Linked DNA regions of Mus musculus: region 1 is linked to region 2. The links are chromatin loops, found by intact Hi-C in ENCODE. Cell type or tissue: heart. All regions are shown on one strand. Links, peaks and the distances in the headings refer to the core of each region. The heading gives the core; the rest is flanking DNA. Region 1 has its middle 36 kb from the start of 4930555A03Rik. Region 2 has its middle 57 kb from the start of Adgrl4.

Region 1 (2,929 bases), core at 217-2,716, 51 kb after region 2:
CTTGTCCATTCAAGAAATGTATCTCTAATTAAATTTCCCATTGACCACTCTAATGGAAAGAGGGCCATCCAGACCTATAGCCCTCGTCAGCATGTGTGAACCACGGTGATAAGGCTGGGTTACTGCAGGATTAAGAACTGCTTTTACTGAGGCTAAAAGCTGTGCACCCTATAGGAAGTCACCAAGTTCCTTGAAATCACATCGCCAGGCTCTTTGTTTCCCACTACTTGCTTTGTGCTGCTTCTCTGCATAATTCACCTTTCCCATTTTTCAGTGTCCCCTGATGTTTTTGCAAGGAAGGTCACAGCCGTGCTACAGATACTCCATGTTTTTTCCAGGTCATTTTCTTATCGGTTTTACAAAATCCTCAGAAATAAGAAACACAACCTAAACCACAACCGTAGTTTTGTGATTAAGAAGATTTGCTCTCTTTATTGCCCACTTGGCCTCCTGATGTATAGTACAGAATTTGGAGTAGTCTCCAATGCTTATATTTTGCAAGAAGGTAAAATAATATTAATGTGATAACACACACACACACACACACACACACACACACACACACACACACTTGGCAGTGAAGAATACCATCTATATTCTCTTCCTACTGGAAATCAATTAAAAACAAATACAAGACTGGTTCTGTTTGCTACATTATACTGGACAATTTAGCAATTTGTCCTGGATGCCATTTTTTTCTATGTGAACCCTCAAGGACAGAACACATTCCTAGCATGACTCTTGGGCATACCACTTCACCATCTCTGCTCCTGGTGACAGAGATTATTCCTGTATTCTGCCGAACATCACCTACAAACTTCGCTGTAGTCTTTATACTCCAGTCATTTAAAAATCACAAAACAGCAACAATAGCAGCAGAAATAATGACAACTAAAACCCCTCCCCCATAACACCCTAAACAGCAGTTAGTTTAGAAAGGAGCTAAAGGGTTTTGCAGCCCCATAGGAGGAAAAACAATATGAATTAACCATTACCTGCAAAGCTCCCTGGGACTAAACCACCAACCAAAGAGTACACATGGCTCCAGTTGCATATGTAGCAGAGGATGACCTTGTTGGACATCAATGGAAGGAAAGGCCCTTGGTCCTGTGAAGGCTCAATGCCCCAGCATAGAGAAATGCCAGGGCCAGGAATTGGGAGTGGGTGGGTTGATGAGCAGGGGGTAGGGGTGGTGGGGAGAAGGGGATAGAGGGGTTTTCAGAAGAGAAACCAGGAAAGGGTATAACATTTGAAATGTAAATAAAAAATATATAATGAAAATATATATAAAAGAAATGAATACCTCAAAGATTGCTAAAGCCTTCGAGATGTGCTTTCATTTTCAATGTTTTTTTTTTCTTTTTTCTTTTCTTTCTTTTTTTTTTTTAATTTAAGAAAAGAACTTAGAAGCTTCTTTTTTGTAGAAGAATCTCTGCTTATTGAACTCTGGGATGATGGAAGATTCAAGTATGCCTTTCAGACTTACTGATTTACCAGATGTAACTGGCCAAGTCAGTCTCTCATCAGGTTGTAGCCGCCGCCCATTTCCCCTCTTGCTTCAACCCAGGTCAGAGCGCTTTAAAACAGGCCAGTCTCTGCAGACTTTACTTTTGTTAATATGTGTGAAGTCCTAAAACCTGAAAAGCTGCTGGGAGGGGTTAAGTGAGTTATTATTCTGTTATTATTCTTATTTCGGGCAGCTTAATCATTTAATATTCCTTTGCTACTCTCATATATTAATATTTATTAGCATTATCTAGTTAGAGCTTTATTTCTTACTTTAGGGATGTTTTTCCTACCATCATTTACATAGTTAGTGCTCCTGATTTCCAATGCACTTAGCAAAAGCAAAGATTAATCTCTGTAAGTAAAAGGCAGGAAAAGTACAGTTAGAAATGAGGCACTGCGGTTCAAGGGCGACTCAAATACACAAAGTTCTTCGAAACGAAATATGAGCAAAATACTTCCTTTTTCCTTTGCACTTAATTTTGATGTTTAGATTTACATTAAAATCTCTATCCAAATCCCTACTTTAAGAATAATCCAAAATGTTTTTGGTTTTGTGCATGTGCATGTTTTTATGATCTACTCCTATTGTTTTCTGGATGGAGGGAAATGGTCTTCTGAGATTATTTGCTACAAATTTCCATAAACAACATAGTTTATATTATGGTGTGCATATATTAAGTATTATTGCCTTCAATCTGTCAGCTCTTCAACAGTCCTTTCCTTGGATTTATCTGTAAAGCTTGTAAAAAAAAATCTTATTGACTCTTTTATTATTCAGTATGTTAATTTAATATTTTTTGAAAAACGAATGAAATCTAAATGCTGAAGGAAAACAGAACTGCTTCTGACTCAGTATGACTGGAATATATCAAACTTCAGTTTTTAAAAAATGTATAGGAAGATCATTTATTAATATAAAAGTTTAAGGATGATCATGTTGTAGGAAGATAAAGAACAGTTTGCAATCATAACTTTCTTTGTAACAGCAGGAAATGGCTTTGAAAAATATTGAATTATTAAGGGGAGGATTAAAAACCAAATGTAGACTGTAGCATTATAGTTCCCTAGGAATATTAAATCTAGATTGGTGTGTCATCTCAAGGTGAGATGGAGAGAAATCTGCTCCAATGGGACCTTGGTTCTAGGCACTAGACAAGGCAGCCATGTTAGTGCGTGTTGGTAAGGAAGCATTAGCAAGGCTGCGACATCAGTCACATTACAGAGTACCTGGCATTTCTAGGATTTCCTGAATTGGAACTCTTGAGCAAGTCATGACTAGAAAATGAGTTTTAGCATGTAAACAACCATTATATTTCCTTTCTGGTGTTTCTATAGTGTCACTTGTACACAGATACACACCTACTCCTGTATAACTTCCTTTTTCTGTTTCTCGCTCTCAAGGAATACACAAATATAACCA
Region 2 (2,929 bases), core at 108-2,607:
GACACCACATGCTTTGGCTGACTCAGAAACCCCCTCCCTGCTGGGTAGTGTCCAAAGTGTATAAGGTTCCATGCAGCCTGCTGAGAGAGTAAGCCACCTTCTCTAATGTAGAACCAACCCTTACAAGCTTCACTGCTTACCTGCCAGGCAAGATGTGTCTTGTACATGCTTCTTATGGGCTAACTGATTTCTGATTGGATGGAGGTCTGATCTATAGGAGAGAATGTGTTCCCTCCCCCAAGGGGGGGGGGTACACATAAGCCCTGTATAAAGGATTCACTTAGATTTCTGTGTGTCTACAGTAAAAATATTTAAAAAGAATATTTTTTATGTAGTCTAGTCACCTGGCTTCTCAATTTCCAATAGTGTTCTCTCCTGTATTACAATCACGTGGTTCTTTCTGCCTGTGACTGCTATCAAAGCATTCAGAACTTATTTCATCCGTTTCTTTCCTAATGTGTTTTAAGCACCTGCATTGTTCACACGTAACAAAAGGCACCAGGATGGGGGGGGGTTATTGAGACGAAGATGGTGTTCTCATATACTCAAAATTAGGATTAATTTTAACTGATCAATTAAATACAGTATTAATTTTAATGCCTTGTGATACTCTCTGGATAGTTTGGCTCAGAATGCCAGGTTTCATAGATGTTGCCCAGCATGGTTTAAAGTTAATAGTTTATATTATGTTTTCTACTAAATATGAAAACTCCATGGCTTTGAAAACTAATCACATCCTTTATGAATTTTTTTAAATTCTCAAAAACAATAACAGGGGAGCAAGAAACTATACTTACTGTGGCATTCAGTATCTCAGGGTGGAGTGAAGGGAGTAAGATGTATAGATGTTAGAGATCTTTGGGAGGCAGATTTGCTTTAGTTTTGGAGATGTTCTCCACAGTGTAGTAGAGATGGCTGTTTTGGTACAGAAAGTGGCTTCCTACAGCCTTATGAGCACTTCCTCAAATCTTAAAAATTAGCTCATTTTCGTGGATAAAGATGTTCACAGCATTCCAATACAGCTTTCCAAGAAGCAACATGGAAACCATGATGACTGCACTTGGCACTTGATAGACACAAATCTGACTATAGAAAGTTCCTGTGTGGCTAAGTCAGGCATTTTGCTTAAGCTATACTGCCCCCAGAGTACAGTTACCTCAGACAACAAACTGAAAAGGGCAGCTGCTATGGACTGCATCTCAGGAAGCTGAAAGAACATACCTTATCTTAATGGATCACTGTCAGAAAGCCTGACTTGTAAAAAAAAATACAAAACAGAACTATCAGTCAGTCAACATAGTTGTGAAGGGTGGAACAGGGAATCTGCAGTGCAAACAGTGACATTCAGAAATCCACCCAACTGGAGAAATTCCTTTCTACTCAGATTAGAATAAGCATTACTTTTAGGTCTTCAGTCTCTCTTTTTTGTAAGCTTAGAAATTACAATAATGCCTACTGGTTTCTATCTTTCAGTACGAGTGTGCACATAATGTACTGATCATTCTTAAAATGTTCTTGACAGAAGACATCCCCTTTCATCCCAGTGCAAGTAAATGTATAATTAGACAATAAGAGGTTTGTTTTTTACTAGATTGAAAATGCTTTATATTTGCAAATTGTGTATATTTCCAAAATACAAATTTGGATTTAGGAGAGGAGAAGTAGGGGCTTAAAATTTCCATCAAAAAGATAAATGGGAGAAAAAAAATCTTCCTTTTCCTGTTTAATTTTCTTCAAGGTTAGAACTGAGGGCAGTGTACATTTTCTTCTCGTTGTCGACCACAGTAAGCACGTGCTTAAATGTGTCTCGCTACCAGGAATGTCTCCTAGACTCACACAAGCAACCTTTTTTCTAAATGTGCATTCATAAGGCAACAACAGAGAAATATGAAATCCCTTCAGTTATTAAATCACATCCAAGAGTTCCCTGGATTCCATTTTCAAGTAATAAGAAGCCCCGATGGCTGCAGAAAGAACATCCAGGTTAAATATAGCTGTCACTATATGGAGTTCACTTGAAGAATGGACACAGGGTGCTTAATGATGACCTCCTGCCCTCAGCTATTGATGTGAGTTTCAGAGAAACTTCATATCCAGAATGCCTTCTCCAGGGAAATCAGCTCTGGACATTGGAGCGTCACCCTCAGCTATTCCAGACCTTCTTATGGATACACTGCAGGAGGGATCTCCCCATGGTGACCTCTATTTCATAAAGTTGAGATATGTCCCCATATTGTCCAGTCTAGAGCAAAAGAACAGAAATTAGTAGGACATATTTATTCTCCTAGGGGAAAATGCATGAATACTTTCTGCCATGTAATCTTGAAAATCAATATTTTAAATGAGATATACCCCATCTCCTGTATGTGATTGTGTGTATGTGATGTGTGATGTGTGTGTGTGTGTGTGTGTGTGTGTGTACAGCATGTGCATATGTCTTTCTTCTGTATGCATAGATTTTACATTACATATACATTGAATAACAGATAAAGATATTTGGAAATTATATATGCAGACATTCTAAGCAACACAATAGAAGTATTTGTATTGAAAATCAATTAAATTGCTCTCCATAAATAAACACAAATACTTCAAACACAAAAGCATAGAAGATGTGTTCAAGAGAAGACGTGTTCAAAAAATAAGTAAGTAATTCGTCATTTGGTGTAAAGGAGAGGAGAATTCTTGGTCTTGATATTCTGAGGGTCCTGAAATATATTTTCCACAGAACTTAAGAGACAATTATATTCATGTTCATATCTGCTATATGCAACAGTTTCTAAAACTGCTATAGAAGTCCCATAATTCTATATCTGTGATGGAGAGTTTATATCTCTATCATGTCAGTGCTCATGTGATGGATATTAAGAGAGCAATTATGCATAGTACCCTATACATGAATTGACACAGCTCTGCGCAACACTGTGAA

What was found. A loop is a pair of places that touch in the nucleus more often than their neighbours do. Peaks named below come from ENCODE experiments on the same cell type or tissue, not always from the same donor. Only the 100,000 strongest peaks of a DNase experiment are listed, where the experiment ranks them.
Region 1: it touches region 2 in a loop (2.0-fold over the local background); 3 of 42 quality-filtered maps call a loop at or near these places.

Annotation. Positions count from the first base shown.
Region 1 is chr3:151,328,613-151,331,541 of GRCm38, reverse strand. No RefSeq gene overlaps it. Among named protein-coding and RNA genes, the nearest start is that of 4930555A03Rik, 36 kb to the right of the region's middle. In heart, for the core only: no CTCF peak of the experiment used is centred there; a DNase peak (open chromatin) is centred at 1,541.
Region 2 is chr3:151,379,298-151,382,226 of GRCm38, reverse strand. No RefSeq gene overlaps it. Among named protein-coding and RNA genes, the nearest start is that of Adgrl4, 57 kb to the left of the region's middle. In heart, for the core only: a CTCF peak has its summit at 1,134; no DNase peak of the experiment used is centred there.